Linked DNA regions of Mus musculus: region 2 is linked to region 1. The links are chromatin loops, found by intact Hi-C in ENCODE. Cell type or tissue: left cerebral cortex. All regions are shown on one strand.

Evidence for each region. Hi-C counts contacts between places; a loop is a spot of excess contacts. Peaks named below come from ENCODE experiments on the same cell type or tissue, not always from the same donor. Only the 100,000 strongest peaks of a DNase experiment are listed, where the experiment ranks them.
Region 2: it touches region 1 in a loop (2.1-fold over the local background); 10 of 42 quality-filtered maps call a loop at or near these places.

The regions. Positions count from the first base shown.
Region 1 is chr4:109,161,498-109,169,497 of GRCm38, forward strand. All of the region lies in intron 2 of Osbpl9 (oxysterol binding protein-like 9), which reads right to left. It overlaps Gm52703 (a long non-coding RNA gene), which reads left to right. Exons shown (of 3, transcript XR_003955256.1): 3 at 3,052-3,680. Among named protein-coding and RNA genes, the nearest start is that of Gm52703, 32 kb to the left of the region's middle. In left cerebral cortex, a CTCF peak has its summit at 4,230 (motif pointing left); a DNase peak (open chromatin) is centred at 4,221.
Region 2 is chr4:109,079,163-109,087,162 of GRCm38, forward strand. It overlaps Osbpl9 (oxysterol binding protein-like 9), which reads right to left. Exons shown (of 24, transcript NM_001368727.1): 11 at 7,165-7,269; 12 at 3,927-4,086. Gm32581 (a long non-coding RNA gene) reads left to right here. Exons shown (of 2, transcript XR_868005.3): 1 at 1-116; 2 at 1,538-2,062. Among named protein-coding and RNA genes, the nearest start is that of Gm32581, 4.3 kb to the left of the region's middle. In left cerebral cortex, no CTCF peak of the experiment used is centred here; a DNase peak (open chromatin) is centred at 4,389; H3K27ac peaks cover 276 bases.

The DNA.
Region 1 (8,000 bases):
ACTAGATCAGAGGTATGAGCCTGGTGGTCTGCAGACTGTTGAGGGTTCTAAGAGCAGCTGTGCTGGCCTCACTCCCACTTCACGAGCACATCTGAAATCACGCAGCAGTGACCACTGAAAATCTGACAGGGGCTTTAGTTTCCATTTCTCTGGTATCTGATTGGGTATCTTTTCATGTTTATCGCTATTTGCATATCCTCTGTACGATGACAACCGTTCAGTGACGTTGATACGCAAGAAACAAACCATCTTTTCCTATTCTCAGTTTTCTTTCTATTGTCTACAGTATCTGTCCCCTGCCCTTTACATCTTCTGTCTTCTGAGGAACAGTTCTTAACTTTAATTCCTTCCCTACAATGTCTTCAGTTTATACTTTATAGTTGTACTTCCCGTGTGTCCTTCAAGAAGTGTTTCTCAGTCCTAAGACCAAGGAAATATTTTTCCTGCACTGTTTTCTGGAAGCCTCTAGAAGCTTTTACATTTCAGTATTAGGAAAATAGGCCCTCTCACTTTTCTTGGCCTTTTTATGTTCTAAATCATACCTCCACCACAGTCAAGCTGGCCATGTACAGGAGGGTAGGTGAGAGCATGGAACTTATCTTCTGAGGTCTATGGAACTGTCTGAGAAAACCTGAATTAGGGGTGGTATTCTCGACCCTTAGAAGTGTTAAGTGGACTCAGCAAGTTCCATGCATGAACGAGTGCACTCACACTGATTGACAGCTTCACTACCACAATGCTCATGGTTTTCTGGGCAAAGGTTTTCACCCATCTTACTCCATTCCCTCTCACCTTTTCTCTCCTCTTCACCAGCCCCAGCTGCTGGTGCACATATGCAAGACTCTTCAACAACAGCCAGGACCCTCTTTGAGTCTGCATCCACTCCAGCAATTAGACTTTCTCTAATTCCTTTCCAGGCAGGATTCTGTGATCATCCAAACCTCTGGCCTGTAACTCGTCTCAGTCTTCCATTCCTTGAGTGCAAGAAGCACATCGCCAGCTCTTCTTCATCTCACAGAAGGTGACCTTATGACCTGTTTGCCCACAACAATCCTGAATTATTCCTGTTGCTCTGGTACAATAACGAAGGACTTCTACTTTCACTGTCACAACTGGCCAGGTTTCAGAGACGGCCACACTGCACCACAGCTGAGCCCCAAGGCGCTAACTTCCCTCAGTGACTTCTGTACCTGAACTGCTTGAGAGCTACCGGTTGTTGCAAGACCCTTCCCACAACCACACATCCCCAGTTATTCTCTCTGCTACCCTTCCTCTCCCCCCTTCTGGGTTTGCTCTGATATTGGGGTGGGGGTGGGGGCATTCTGGAGCAAAGCTTCTCTTGGCAACTCATAGAGGAAATAATATCAAGAAAACTGTTGTTCTAACCCACCAAAATATCAACCTTTTATTGTGATGCTTTTAAGGCTCATGACCCCAACATAATACATACTTATCTTCTATGGCCTCTTTTTCTCTGAGGTTTTCTTTTTTGTTGTGTCTTGGGTTTTGTTTTCTTTTGTTTTTTCCAAGACAGTTTATCTGTGTAGCCCTGTCTGTCCTAGAACTCACTTTATAGATTGGCTGGCCTCGAACTCAGAGATCCGCCTGCCTCTGCCTCCTGAGTGCTAAGATTAAGTTGTGCGCCACTGCTGGTCTTCTCTGAGGCATGCTCATCAGTACATACTTCTTCAGGCTGCAGACAGTAGCTACAGCTTCAGAGTCTTCTCCAAGTGGATGGATTTCTTGGTTTTCTTTTTCTCTTTTTTCTATACACACAGAAAGACTTTAAACATGAATAATGATGCAAAAGCCTAAGATAGAATCAGTTTTGTTTTAATGATTTGGGAGAAAAAAAACAAGGCAAAACAAGATACAAGGTGTTGTTTTGTGTGTTTTGTTTGCAGAGCGAGCGAGCGAGTGAGCGAGAGAGAGAAAGAGAGAGAAGTAGGTTGGTAAACTGATTCCAAAGGCAATAAAGGAATGATGACCACTCCAGAGCATAAATTGCTCACCCACCTCCTAAAAGGAACATGGTTGCTGCTAAGCACACTATTCCCACTTTACACTAAGCACACAATGTCCCTGGCTACAGAAACAACAGTAGAACTTAACTGTGCACTCATATATACATGTCCTTTAAACATGCCCACCTATTATTACAAATATAGTTCTTTTAACTCTTTTCCTAGTTGATTACAGGAATTATTAAAGAATGTTACTAGCTTTTGCACATTGTTCTCATATCCAATTTGCTGTTTTTGAGACAGGGTCTTACTATATATACGTGCACATATATATGTGCATATACATATATATATACATACACACATATACAAACACACAAATGATTTGATCTGGAACTTCCTTAGTAGACCAGACTGTCCTCAAATTCAGAGATGCACTTGGCTCTGCCTCCTGAGATGTATTTATATTTACATCTGTGTGTGCATCTGTGCATGTATGCTATTATGCAAAGGTGCCCACAGATGCCAGCAGAAGGTATTAAATACCCTGGAGCTGGATTATAGGCAGTTGTGGGTCACCTGAAATGGTTGCTGGAATTGATCTCCAATCCTCAGAAAGAACAGTGTGTACTCTTAACCACTGATCTATCTCTCCAGTAACCTCAATATCCAAAGTTTTTGTTCAAGGCTAGTTATAAAAATAAAGTTTATGCAATGTTTTCACATTATTTTATTTATTGGCACATATGTGTCATGGCACACATGCAGAGGTCAGAGGACAAATTGTGGGAGTTGGCAAGTGAATTCAGGTCATCTGATTGAGCAGCGAACATTGTTACCCACTGAGCCATCCCTCCAATGCTTCTGTAGGTTCTCGTGGATTGTACGCACATAAACATGTTATGTGCAAATAGGATTAACTTTAATTCTCCTACTGTCCCATCGCCTATCCTATCTTTTTTCTTTGTTCCTTGCTCTTATATGACCACGTGCCGAGACCACTTGTGTAGTTTACAGAAACATACGCAAACACAAATTTTCTGACCAAGCCATTTATCTCTTGCTTTTTCTTCATTTGATATTCTAGGACCTGCAGGGTTTAACACTGAAGCAGCAGCAAATGCAGGCACCTCTCTCGCTGCTGATTTAATGAGGACCGTGAGGTTTAGGAGAGTGCCTAGGAGTTAAAGTGCTCACTGTGAGATCTTTTGCCAAGACCAGAGTTTGGATCCCCTGGACTCACATGAACGTTCTTCTGCCTAGAAAGCCAGCATCTGAAGGCAGAGACAGGAGCCCTGGAGCGAACTGGCTAGCATGGCAAGCTGAGAGTTCACCTGAATGGGCCTGCCTTACTAATAACTTGGAAAGCGCTGCACACAGGAGAACATGTATGCAAATCACATACACATACAAAAAAGAAAGAACTCGCACACTGCTTCACTATTAAGTACATAAGACTTATAATCCATCTCTCTGTGGTGATCCTAAGCCTCTCAGAATGTCAGAGTCCAAGATTCGTCTGCACCAATAGTGCTTACTATAGGCAGGCATGGCAGCCCAAGCCTATGATCTCAGCTACTCGAGAGGCTGAGGCAGAGAACCACGGTTCAAGGCCAGCATGGGCATCAGTAAGCCCTGGTCTGAAAAAAACTAAAGGGAGCTGGAAATGCCCCTCAGTGGTGTGGGAATGCCCCTCAGTGGTGAACTGCTGGTCTGGGATCTCTAAAGCAGTAGGTTCAATCTCTACCACTTTTCAAATACATTAACAAATTTGATGCTGACAATTCTGTGAGTGAACAGTATGGTACCCCGTCTGGTCTAGCTTTTCTTCTTCTTTTTAAGAGCTCAGGAATGCATGGAAAGTGTTGGCTCATTTCATAGGGCAGAATTCATTCTTAACCTTCATTCCACAGACGCCATGCTGTGGTCTCTACCTCTCACCCTCTTTAATGCTTTTACTTATCCATTTTGCAGATATTTCCTAAAAATGTTATTGTTGTGCTTTCAGATGAAACATGGGGCTGGGGAGTGGTGGCACACACCTTCAATCCCAGCACTTAGGAGGCAGAAGCAGGCAGATCTCTGTAAGTTCGAGGCCATCCTGGTTCACAGGGAAAGAGAGTTTCGGGGCAGCCAGGGTTACACAGAGAAACCCTATCTCAAAAGGCTAAAACCTAAAAATAAAACCATGGGGATGAAGTGGAAGATCAGATCCAAGCAGCAACCATCACTACTTCTTCAGGGCAAGCGCGCCATCTAGTGGCACATAATTTTGCTGACAGATTCACCATGAATGTGTGACCTTGATAAATAACTAAGTCAATTCAGTGCCTGGAGATGGGGTTTGGAAGTGGTGCACGAAGCACGAAACTCGTCCCTAACTCCAGAAAAAAAAAAAAAAATGCTAATCCTGACACCTTAAAAGGTCAAGAAACTAGATCTGCGAAGCGTCTCAGGCAGTAACATGTGAGCTCCCCGAGATCCGTCTACAGTGATCCCAACTTGTCTGCATAACATAATCAACCAGAGGGTGTGTTCAAAACTAAAGATCCTAGGATCTTTCTCTAAAATAAGGTGTGTAGATGGGGGCTCCTGGCAATCGACAACTGCCCAGATGTTTCTCACACAGGAAGCCCAAAGGACAATCTTTCTCTCCCCCCTCTCCACTCTTGTTTTTGTGGCAGGATCTTGTGCAGGCTAGATTTATATGTCAACTTGACACACACAATAGTTATCTGAGAAGTGAAAACCTTGGAGAAAATGCCTTCACAAGATCTGGCTGTAGGGCATTTTCTTAACTAGTGATTGATGGGAGAGAGTCCTGCCCATTGTGGGTGGTGCCACCACCCCTCAGCTGGTGGTCCTGGGTTCTTTAAGAAAGCAGGCTGAGCAAGCCATGGGTAGTAAGCCAGTAAGCAGCACACTTCCATTCCCTTGTGCATCAGCTCCTGCCTCCAGGTTCCTGCCCTGCTTGAGTTTCTGTCCTGACTTTCTTCAGTCATGGCTACAATATGGAAGTATAAGCCAAATAAACCCTTTCCTCCCCAACTTGCTTTTTGATCATGGTGTTTCATCAAAGCAATACAAACCCTAAACTTAAAGTCACAGGAGATGACCTTGAACTTGTGTTCAACCTGCCTCTGCCTCCTTAGTGCTGGGATTAGAGGAATGCACCAGCCACATCTGCTTTTATGCAGCTCTGAGGATGGAACCCTTGTGCATGCTAGGAAGCATGCGCACTACCAAGTGAACTGCACCCCAGCCTTATCATAAATACACTTTGCATTACCCTTCATGATGCACCAAGTGCCTAATGCTCACAGAACTCTGCTAGAAAGGCATTAGGATCCTCACTTAAAGAAAACTCAAACCCAAGCATACAGATTCCCTCTGTCACTCAATCAAAGGGTAAAATGAGATTTAAATGCAGGTTTCTGTAGGTCCTTCTCTGACCGGATAGGCAGCAGGCAGGATTCTTAGAATGACACTTGTTCTTGGATAATCTCTTCTCCTGGGACTATAGATGCAAACAGGATGTGATGAGAGCATGTCAGTGCCTTGATTAATAAAAGCAGAAAGATTACCTAACCTAACCTAATTGCATGAGCCTTTTTCCTTCTTTTTTTTTTTAAATTAGATGTTTTCTTCATTTACATTTCAAATGCTCTCCCCTTTCCTAGTTTCCTCTCCGAAAATCCCCTATACCCTCCCCCCTACCCTTGCTCCCCAACCCACACACACACACTCCCGCTTTCTGGCCCTGGCATTCCCCTGTATTGGGGCATAGAATCTTTGCAAGACCAAGGGCCTCTCCTCCCATTGATGACTGACTAGGCCATCCTCTGCTACATATGCAGCTAGAGCCACGAGCTCTGGGGTACTTAGTTCATATTGTTGATCTGCATGAGCCTTTATCAAATAGTATTTTTTGCAGCTGTGAGCAGAATGGGAATCAGGGATTCACAACAGTACAGGAAAATGTGTATTTTGTTGGCTCCTATAAGTAGGAGACCTGGCAGTTAGGCACAAAAGCAGAGTAAGGGTGACAAGTGACAGTAACAAAGAGACTTCAGATGTTTTAACTACAAGCAACTAAATATGATTAACAGCCTGAAAAGGATTCTTTCTTAGAGCTTCCAGATAAAACCCACCCCAGTCTTTACTTCACCCTTGTAGCTCTTGCAGAAAATCCAACTACCTGTGGAATTGTGGAAAATTCAATGTGTGTTTTTATATATGACAAAACATATTGGGCTGGTGAGATGGCTCAGTGGGTAAGAGCACTGACTACTCTTCTGAAGGTCATGAATTCAAATCCCAGAAACCACATGGTGGCTCACAACCATCTGTAATGAGATCCGACGCCCTCTTCTGGTGCGTCTGAAGTCAGCTACAGTGTACTTATATATAATAATAAATAAATCTTTGGGCTGGAGCAAGCAGGAACTGAGCGAGCGGGGTTGACCAGAGCGAGCAGAAGTCCTAAAAATTCAATTCCCAGCAAACACATGAAGGCTCACAACCATCTCTACAGCTACAGTGTACTCATATACATAAAATAAATAAAATAAATCTTTTTTAAAAACATATCAACCTGATATTTACTGTTTTAGTCATTTTTAGGGTTCAGCATTGAGGACCACCATCCATCTCCAGAAATCTCCTTTCTAAACTCAAACAATTCCATACCCACCAAATAACAATTTGTTATTTCCCCATGCTCAGTCTGGAAACCATTTTACTTCCAGTTTGCAAGGATATTTGTGTTTGGTGACTAGCTTATTTTACTCAGTATAATACCCTCAAAATCCATACATGTTAGCATATGTGAAATTTTCCTTTCTTTTCTTAAGGCTCAATAGTATTTGTCTTAGTTTCTTTTCCAGTTGCTTTAATAAAACCCTGGAACAAAAGCACCGTAAGGGATTTCAGCTCCCTTTCTTTCTTTTTTTTTTTGGAGTAAACATTTTGTTTGATTTTATTGTTCCCACTAAATAATTCAGGGCAAAGTATCTTCATAGACTAAAATATGCTTTACAAAAGTGCACTAATTTCTTAGATGATATGTAGGTATCAGAAAATTGTAATCATTATAATAACTTACATTACTGTCTTCCAGACACAAATACATTTATTTTATAGGAAATGTGTGTTATGAACTATTATATAATTTTTCTTTTTTTAATATATTTTTATTGGGTATTTATTTCATTTACATTTCCAATGCTATCCCAAAAGTCCCCCACACGCTCCCCCACCCACTCCCCTACCCACCTACTCCCACTTCTTGGCCCTGGCGTTCCCCTGTACTGAGGCATATAAAGTTTGCACGACCAATGGGTCTCTCTTTCCACTGATGGCTGACTAGGCCATCTTCTGTTTCATATGCAGCTAGAGACATGAGCTCCAGGGGGTACTGGTTAGTTCATAATGTTGTTCCACCTATAGGATTGCAGATCCCTTCAGCTCCTTGGGTACTTTCTCTAGCTCCTCCATTGGGGGCCCTGTGATCCATCCAATTTCAGCTCCCTTTCTTAATTTATATTTACAGTTCAGGACACACACACATACACACAATTTCAGTTTTCTATGTATAGACACTTGAATTGTTTAGCTTTGGAGCTACTGTTACTAATATGGTGCACAAATTTTTTTGGATATGTAAATGATTGTGAACTGAAGCCATTATCTTAAAAACTGGGCAAGTGAAAGGAAATAATTAAGCAGTTATCCTGCCTATCTGAACTATACTGTTAGGTAACAGATAACAGAGGAAAAGAAAACTCTCATAAAATTAAACATCATGGGCTGGTGAGATGGCTCAGTGGGTAAGAGCACCCGACTGCTCTTCCGAAGGTCCAGAGTTCAAATCCCAGCAACCACATGGTGGCTCACAACCATTCGTAATGAGATCCAACTCCTCTTCTGGAGTGTCTGAAGACAACTACAGTGTACTTACATATAATAATAAATAAATCTTTAAAAAAAAATTAAACATCATAAAATTAACATAACTATAGACTAGTTAGCTCCAGT
Region 2 (8,000 bases), 82 kb before region 1:
TATCAGCAGGAGCTGCCAAGCCTCCGTGCTCAGTATCTCCAGCCCAGCACTTCCCTCCATCCTCAGGGACCATGGTCCACAGGGAAAGGCACGCCAGCTGCTTAGCCAAGTACCAGGTTTTGTATGTCTCTTTTTTTTTTTTTTTTGGTTTTCTGAGACAAGGTTTCTCTGTGTAGCCCTGGCTGTTCTGGAACTCACTCTGTAGACCAGGCTGGCCTCGAACTCAGAAATTCACCTGCCTGTGCCTCCCAAGTGTTGGGATGAAAGGCGTGTGCCACCATGCCTGGCTTTGTCTCTTCTTTCTACCTTAGTCTAGCCTTTCTGGGGCACCTAAAATGCAGACCTGGTCAGCAGCTGCCAACGTTCATGGGAAGATGTCCAAAATTCCTAAAAGTGTAATAAATAAAACATTATGTCTTGCACATCAGTTACACTGCTTACAAATAAATCAAGCATTCTACCCTCCATGCCTTTGGGTGGGGATAGGGGCACAAAAGACTTTGTTTGTAACAACTGAAACCTAACTAAAAGTAAAATTGACAGCCTATCAATAGATGAACAAAGTAGTACAGTAATAGGCCTACAATAGATGCCCAGCAATACAAGGAAATGAGCTAGTGACACACGAGTACACAGCTAGCCTGAGGAACTTCAAAGTGCAGTGCTGTGCAAAAGGAAGCAACAATGTTCGCTGTGTGGCCCAGAACACAACATTCTTCTTGTCCTTTTGGTTGTTACTGCTTCCTGCCCCACCCCAGTGCTGGCTTTAATGCATGCCAGGCAAGCACTTAACCACTGAGCCTCACCTCAGTCCTGCTACGCTCTTAAAGAAGAAAACTACCTAGTGACAGAAGAAGAGGAGAGGACAAGTATTGGGAGAAAGGACAAAGGGACACACCAGAACTTTCAATAGCTATGCTCTTTCCTGAGCCTGTTGATGATTCGCAGTACACAAATGTTCATGCAACTCTATCAATTATGCCTTCACACACACACACATAAAAAGACAAAACAAGAAACCCAAGAGAAAGATGACAGCCGGCAATGCCATGTACAAAGCAGGGCTTCTCTTGACTGCTTCTTAGAATGAAAAGGAACATCTGGGGCAGACTTCTCCAGCCTGACCCTGACCCTGGGAAAACTCTGATCTCTAGTGGTGGGTGGTTCTTATACGCAACTAAGGAGTTAAGCAAATGCTTCCCACCCATAGGGCCAAGGGCTAAATTTCCAGTACCAGACAGCAACAACGAACTCCAAACAAAACGAGGACTGCTGTGTGAACAGTGAGAAAGGGCTTGCTTCCGCTTATGTAACTGTTTTAAAGCCAGCACCCCCCACTAAGTACTAAGTAGTTTATTTTTTTTTCTAGTGTTTAAGTATAAACAAGAAAACCGTGTTTTTCCCTCTTTCCACAAAAGGTAGTGAGTAAACTAAGTTCGGCCTTACTTTGGGTATACTTTGGGGTATATAGGCCTATAATACTGGGGAGGTTTTACCATTTATTAACATGCTACTTTTGTTTGTTTGTTTGAGACAGGGTTTTATTACATAGCCCTGGCTAGCCTGGAATTTGCTATACAGAGCAGTCTGGCCTGGAATTCAGAGACTGGTCTGCGTCTGCTTCCTTGGTGCTGAGATTACAGGTGTGCACTGCCACACTCGAGGCTACTATGAAAGGGTTGGAGAGAACCCCACTGAGTAGGCATGATCACTGCTGTTCACAGTCACATCACTGTCACTCTTCAGGAGCTTCCTACGGTCAGACAAACCACACTGCAACCAGCTAGTTATACACTTCTTTACAGGTGTAGATCAGCTACAGGATCAGTGTCCACAGTGGAACTGTCAAGCTAAGGACAGCACTGTAATCGTGATAAAGACTACCTCCCTCTCCATGCAATCTGCTTCATGTCTTCACCAGGATGAACATGGCCACTCCTCAATGGATAAAGAAGCCGACTACTAATTTTGCATGTTAAATATGTGTATTTATCTATGTATCTTTTATTCATGTCCTTTGCCTGTTTTTCTCTTATGTAAAGTCTTAGTCTCTGGATGATCATTATGTGTTGGAGAAATTTATACTTCTGTCCATGCATAGTGCCAGTCTGTCATCATGTTTTCAAATGTTTATGCTGCTCTTTCTTTTTTTTTTTTTAAAGATTTATTTATTTTTATGTATGTGTGTACATTGCAGCTGTACAGATGGTTATGAGCCTTTATGGGGTTGTTGGGAATTGATTTTTTAGGACCTCTGATCGCTCACTCCAATCAGCTCCGCTCGCTCAGTCCCTACTTGTTCCAGCCCAAATATTTATTTATTATACTACATAAGTGCACTATAGCTGTTTTCAGACACACCAGAAGAGGGTGTCAGATCTCATTACGGGTGGTTGTGAGCCACCACATGGTTGCTGGGATTTGAACTCAGGACCTTCGGTAGAGCAGTCAGTGCTCTTACCCGCTGAGCCATCTCTCCAGCCCTATGCTGCTCTTTCTTTAGAGCTTCCTGCCTACTTTAAGCTGTAGGCTCTGGTCTGCACTACAGTGGCTGAACTCATCTTTCTTCTGTATCTCTAGACTGCATTCCACCAGGGTAATGATGTCACTCAGGTGGTTCTGTTTCAGATTCCCCATATTTTAAATAGCCCCTCCAAAACAAAGCAAGTCACCATCCAGTGAAATTCAAATCCCAGTGACTGCTGCTTTTCAATGCTGTAAAGCATTGCTAATGCAGTAGCTGAAGATGTGGGCCAGTTTGTCCACGTAATGATCTCTTGCAGAGCCTATCCATCAATGCTGCAAATTCCATCACATAAGCTGGAGACACTGTGGGCAACGGTGAGGAGCGCAGGCTCCCACCCTCCCAGCTTTCGCTAAGGCTAACGGGTAAGAAACAGTGCTGCCGACTGTCCCCAGGACTGCTTGTCCATTTGTCCGTTTGCCAATCCGCCGTCAGCCACACCTTTCTAACGGGGTTCAGTCTGTCCACTCTTCCTCTTCTCATCCCAGGTCTGCTCTCTATACTTCACCTCAGAATCACATTCACTCTCTCCTCTGGGAAGCCTTCCCTAGCCCAGCACCTGAATGTGCCCCATGGTTTCCTATATATAACCATAATGCATGCCACGGTGTGAACATTTATGTAGTTATATATGGCTGTGTAAGCTTGTGTGTCCTACATGTATGCATTACCCTACTGAGCAGAAGGCAGCACTGAATTCCCTGGAAGTGAAGTTACAGGCAGATGTAAGCTGCCATGTGGGTGCTGGGAATCAAACCTAGATCCTCTGGAAGAGCAGCCAGTGCTTTTAACTCCCGAGATCCCTTTCCAACCTTGCTTCTAAATTCTAACGCTGAACCTTGAGTTGCCAGTGGGGCAGTACTAAGAGGTCAGGAGATAATAACTCTGGGACACAGATTAGAAGCTCCAGAGCTCTGCTGTGCCTTCCACCACAAGAGAACATTACCAGATGGTGTTACCTGTGCAACAGAAAGCAAGCCTCCTAGCACAAAACAAATCTGCCAGCAACCAGATTTTGGACTGCACTATGAGAAATAAAATCCTTTTATTTATAAGCTTCCAGTCTACAATCACCCAAAACGACTAAGACACCATGCCATTCCTCCACCCAATAAAATTCCAGTTTTTAGTTGTTAGATATATTCCTATACAAACATATGAGATGTGACTCTTTTCTGATGGCAGGGCCACTACAGAAACATACAGAGCTAATCTAACATTGCCGGCACATTACCAAACCTGATGCTATTTATTAAGTTTGTACTATTAAGTCAGGAGTACAAGTCAAAACTGTGACAGAACTAACTGCTGAATAAGCCTTCATGAGGCAAGTGTCTCACTAACAGCGGTCTGAAGACCACATCCTTTAAAATTTGAATACGTACATTATTCACATACTTACTCTATTAAGCGCTTTGGGGACGAGCCACTTTGATGGAATTCATCAGCATCATAGAACTCATCTTCACTGCTAGAGTAAGAGAACTCTGGGACTGTATTTGGAGACAAGTTGACATGGCTGGGAGGAGTCAGACTGCTGCTAGGTGGTGAGTTCCCACTGCCTACGAGTCAAAGGTTTTCAATTAGGGAAAACGGTGGTAGTTAAGGAGATGGGCCCACAACAGACCTCTCTAAAGTCAAGACCAAGTTTGGTCAACTGATGTAATTCTCACCTTATTTTTTGACCAACGGTTAAATCAGACAATGAAAACAACAAGGGCAACTGTGATACAGACTGGGGACACAGCCTTTTTTCTTTATTCATTTTATAGTACTGAACACTGATTCCAGGGATTCACACATACTAAAAAAACATCCTCCCACTGAGCAGTAACACCCACAGCCTGGATATAACCTTTTAAACAAATGGGAAAAATTCTGTATCTCCACACTGTGACTTAAGATTAACTTGTGTTCTGTAGTAGTAAGGAGTCCTTCTGATTGCACACACGCTGGTGTTTGGCATCCCACAAGAGATAGCAGTACCAATGGGAGCCATGGCTCTTTATACCATACACTAAGATACCAACAGCAATGGAAATGCAAGGCTGCATGACCACTAGATACTGCCTGACACCACGCATAGTCAGACTTCAAGCCACTCACCACAGAAGATGGAAAACCTGTCCACAAAGTCCTGGGCACACAGCATCCACGCCCTTCTTCCTAACCTAATTCAGGTACACATGGCTCAGAGCAGAGATAAAGCAGAGCTACTAAGGGAAACGTGCAGAAAAGGAAGACCCCAAGAGCATCTTCTAACAGCAGACTCTAACTAAAGCAGGCAGAATCAATAGAGAGCCAGAGGAAAGACTATCATCTGGTCTCTGCATGCTTGCTACACTGGCCAGTAATGAGTAAGAACAAACAGGGACACTCGCCTACTGTCTGATGGCCGGCACGTTACTTGTAACTAATCTAACACAGATGCCTGGTGGATGCTCAAGTTCGGTTACTGCTATTACTGCCAATCAGAAGCCAAAGAACCCAGGCAAGACGGTGTGGCCTCTGCTCCTAGCACTTGAGAGGCAGAGGCAGGATGTCTCTGTGAAGTCAAGGCCCGTCTACACAGCCAGTTATGGGCTACCCACAACTATGAAGAGACACCCTGTCAAAAACAGCAACAGAAAACAAAGACAGCAGTAACAGAAGCAAATGAAGATCTACCTCTACACGTTTAGCCTGTTCTTGTATCTCAGTTCAGTTAATGAAAATAAACCAACCAGCTATTCTTTGCACCAGGTTCACAAAGACCCTTTTAGACAAAATGGCTCGTTAGCTCAAGTAAAGCTTATTATAGAAGTTCCAAAGGTTAACGTGCCTTGCCAAATAACTAAATTCTCTGTTCCTCAACAGCAAATGGGACCACAATACTCTTGTTGGAACAGGAAAAAAAAGACCATGAATCACAATTAACAGGCAACGTATGTCTGTGACCATATAATGGAAAACACGAGAAAACGGATGTGAATGTAAACTGCAAGCCCAAGTATTAAGATTTCAACATGACTTATTGTTAAAGGAAAGATGTTTTCTATGCTAGAGAAGGAAAAAAGATGGAGAAGATAGGGAAGTTAGAATGAAAACAAGACAGAAAGCATAAACTAACATAATTTTTAATCTCCTTAAATCCAACTATAAATGTTAAGATACTTTTTAGTACCTTCTTCAGAATAATTATCAGAAGATAATCCTCACCCTCTGAAAATAATTTATATGAAAACTGGCTGCCATACAGAAATGTTCCTCACACTTTCATTTATTAACCAGTTTTATGTATTTCCAAGTGGAGAAATTCTGGCCACTTTACAATCTGATCATAATCACATCATATGAAACAAATGAATAAACAAAGTTCATAGGTTAATTTTTTTCCTTCTGTAGCCCTGGCTGGCCTATAACTCAGTATATGGATCCAGCTAACCTCAAACTTGCAGCAATCCCTGCACCAGCTTCCCCATGCAAGCATGGCAGCTGAGAGCCACATCACATGCCTACAGGTTCTAACTTTTAAGCAAGGTAAGACAGAGTTCATGAAACACAAAAGCCAAAAAACCTTTAATCTCATTACTAAAACTGTTTATTAGCATTTCCCAAGTAAAAGAACTACTGTTGACTCCTATTTTTTTCTTCAAAGTTTAGAAGGCATTTGTGCTGTTAAATATGAAAAAAACCCAAGTATAACATTACTCACTGCCCCAAAATTTAATATGGGCTAAGATACACATGATAATTTTTCACTGTTACACAGAAAAGTTCCACTAAGGAAGTGTCTGTGTAGTGACAAGAAATGTCAGGGTCCCACTTGCTCACCAGGACCTATATATACTCTTTAAACGTCCTCATTTAACAGAGTCAAAAGTTCTAAGTTCATTTTCTTGTGTCTGGTTCTACAGTTAACAAGATGCAAAGTTAATTAACTTTAAAACAAGAAATAAATTTAGTACCTAACATTGGTGTAGCCCTGTATATCATAGAAAGGGTAAAGATGACTATAAATAAATGTAAATTAAAATGACATATTTAATACTACAAAATTGATAAAAGTGAGACTGATAAATGTTTCCTAAAAAGTACATGGGTCAAAGGTGAGCAGTGACTCACTGCCCTACTAAGAAAGCCCTGGGATCACCTATGTCAGTGGCAAACCCTTAATACCCCGAGGTGACCACGTAAGAAGGGCAGTGCTTGCCTCTCTGCTGAAAGCCAGTCAAGAAGCAGATGACTCCACTGTGGTCAGGACAGAGTGACAGTGCAGGTGGACACACAGCACATGAACGAGAGTGTTGCCAGGCCTTCCTACTTCCAGTCACTGCACTCCTACACTGTCACACTCCTTGTCCATGAGACAGTGTGCAAGTCTCAAGTGAGCAATTTATTTTTTTAAAAAAAGATTCAATCAGAAGCCCAAGCAGAGGGTACACAAACAAAGCCCTATATTAAAAATTAAATTATAATTACTAATATTCTTGGCTCAATTACAAAACTACCCACTTTAAGGTGGACTGCAATGAAAAACTAAGTTATTGCTAATGTCAGCAGCTATTACAGTCCCTCATCCTTTTCCCTACTGGGAGCCAAACATAAATCTCACACGTTAATGGAAAGTTATAAGAAGTGAAGGTTACCCGGATCTGTACCTGTACTATTTGGTGTTGGAGTCTGATGATGTCCCAAGGTAGCTAACACAGGTCCAACAGGTAAGGAAGATGGACGCTGCTCTGACTTACACAACTGAGCGGGTTCTAGATTTGAATATGTGAAATAAGTTAGAAGAACAGCCCAACACATACTCAATAGCCTCAACTATTTAGAATATAAAACTCTGACATATGAATTTTTCTACAGTAATTCAAATTAATGTTTCTCTTTATGCCTCCAGCCTCTCAGTCCCTGACACTCTGAGCATCAGCAGAGCCAGCCAGGACAGCCAACACCCAGCACAACAGTGCTTCTGAAACTCAAACCACAGAAGATCAGACAGAGCCCCCCCTCCCCCCATCAATGCTAAGTAATAACAAGCTTATTTTCTGAAGGAGTAGAAATTCATATAAGACTTCATGTGTGGCATAATCTCTGGCCTTACTATCATTCGAAAACACAGAGACGTATGGTGTAACTAACAGATTTTTGAGAAAAGATCTCACTCAGCTCAGGTTAGCTTCAACTCTTGGGGATCCTCCTACCTCAGGTTCCTACATGCTGAGACCACAGGTAAGAGCCAATATACCTGGCTTTCGTTAATTTTATTTCCTTTAAATTGTACTAATTATTCTCCTCTCAACTAGTAGCATCTTACACTTCACACATATTCCCTTTCTCATTAACATCCACTGTGGTAAAATATTTATATTGTTCAGAATTAAAAAAGAGTACCCCACATTTACATATTCCCGGGTTACACTTAACTAAGTCAGCAGTATCAATTTTTCTTGGTGTCTATGAATTCAGAGTCACAGAATTCAGTCCTACCAGT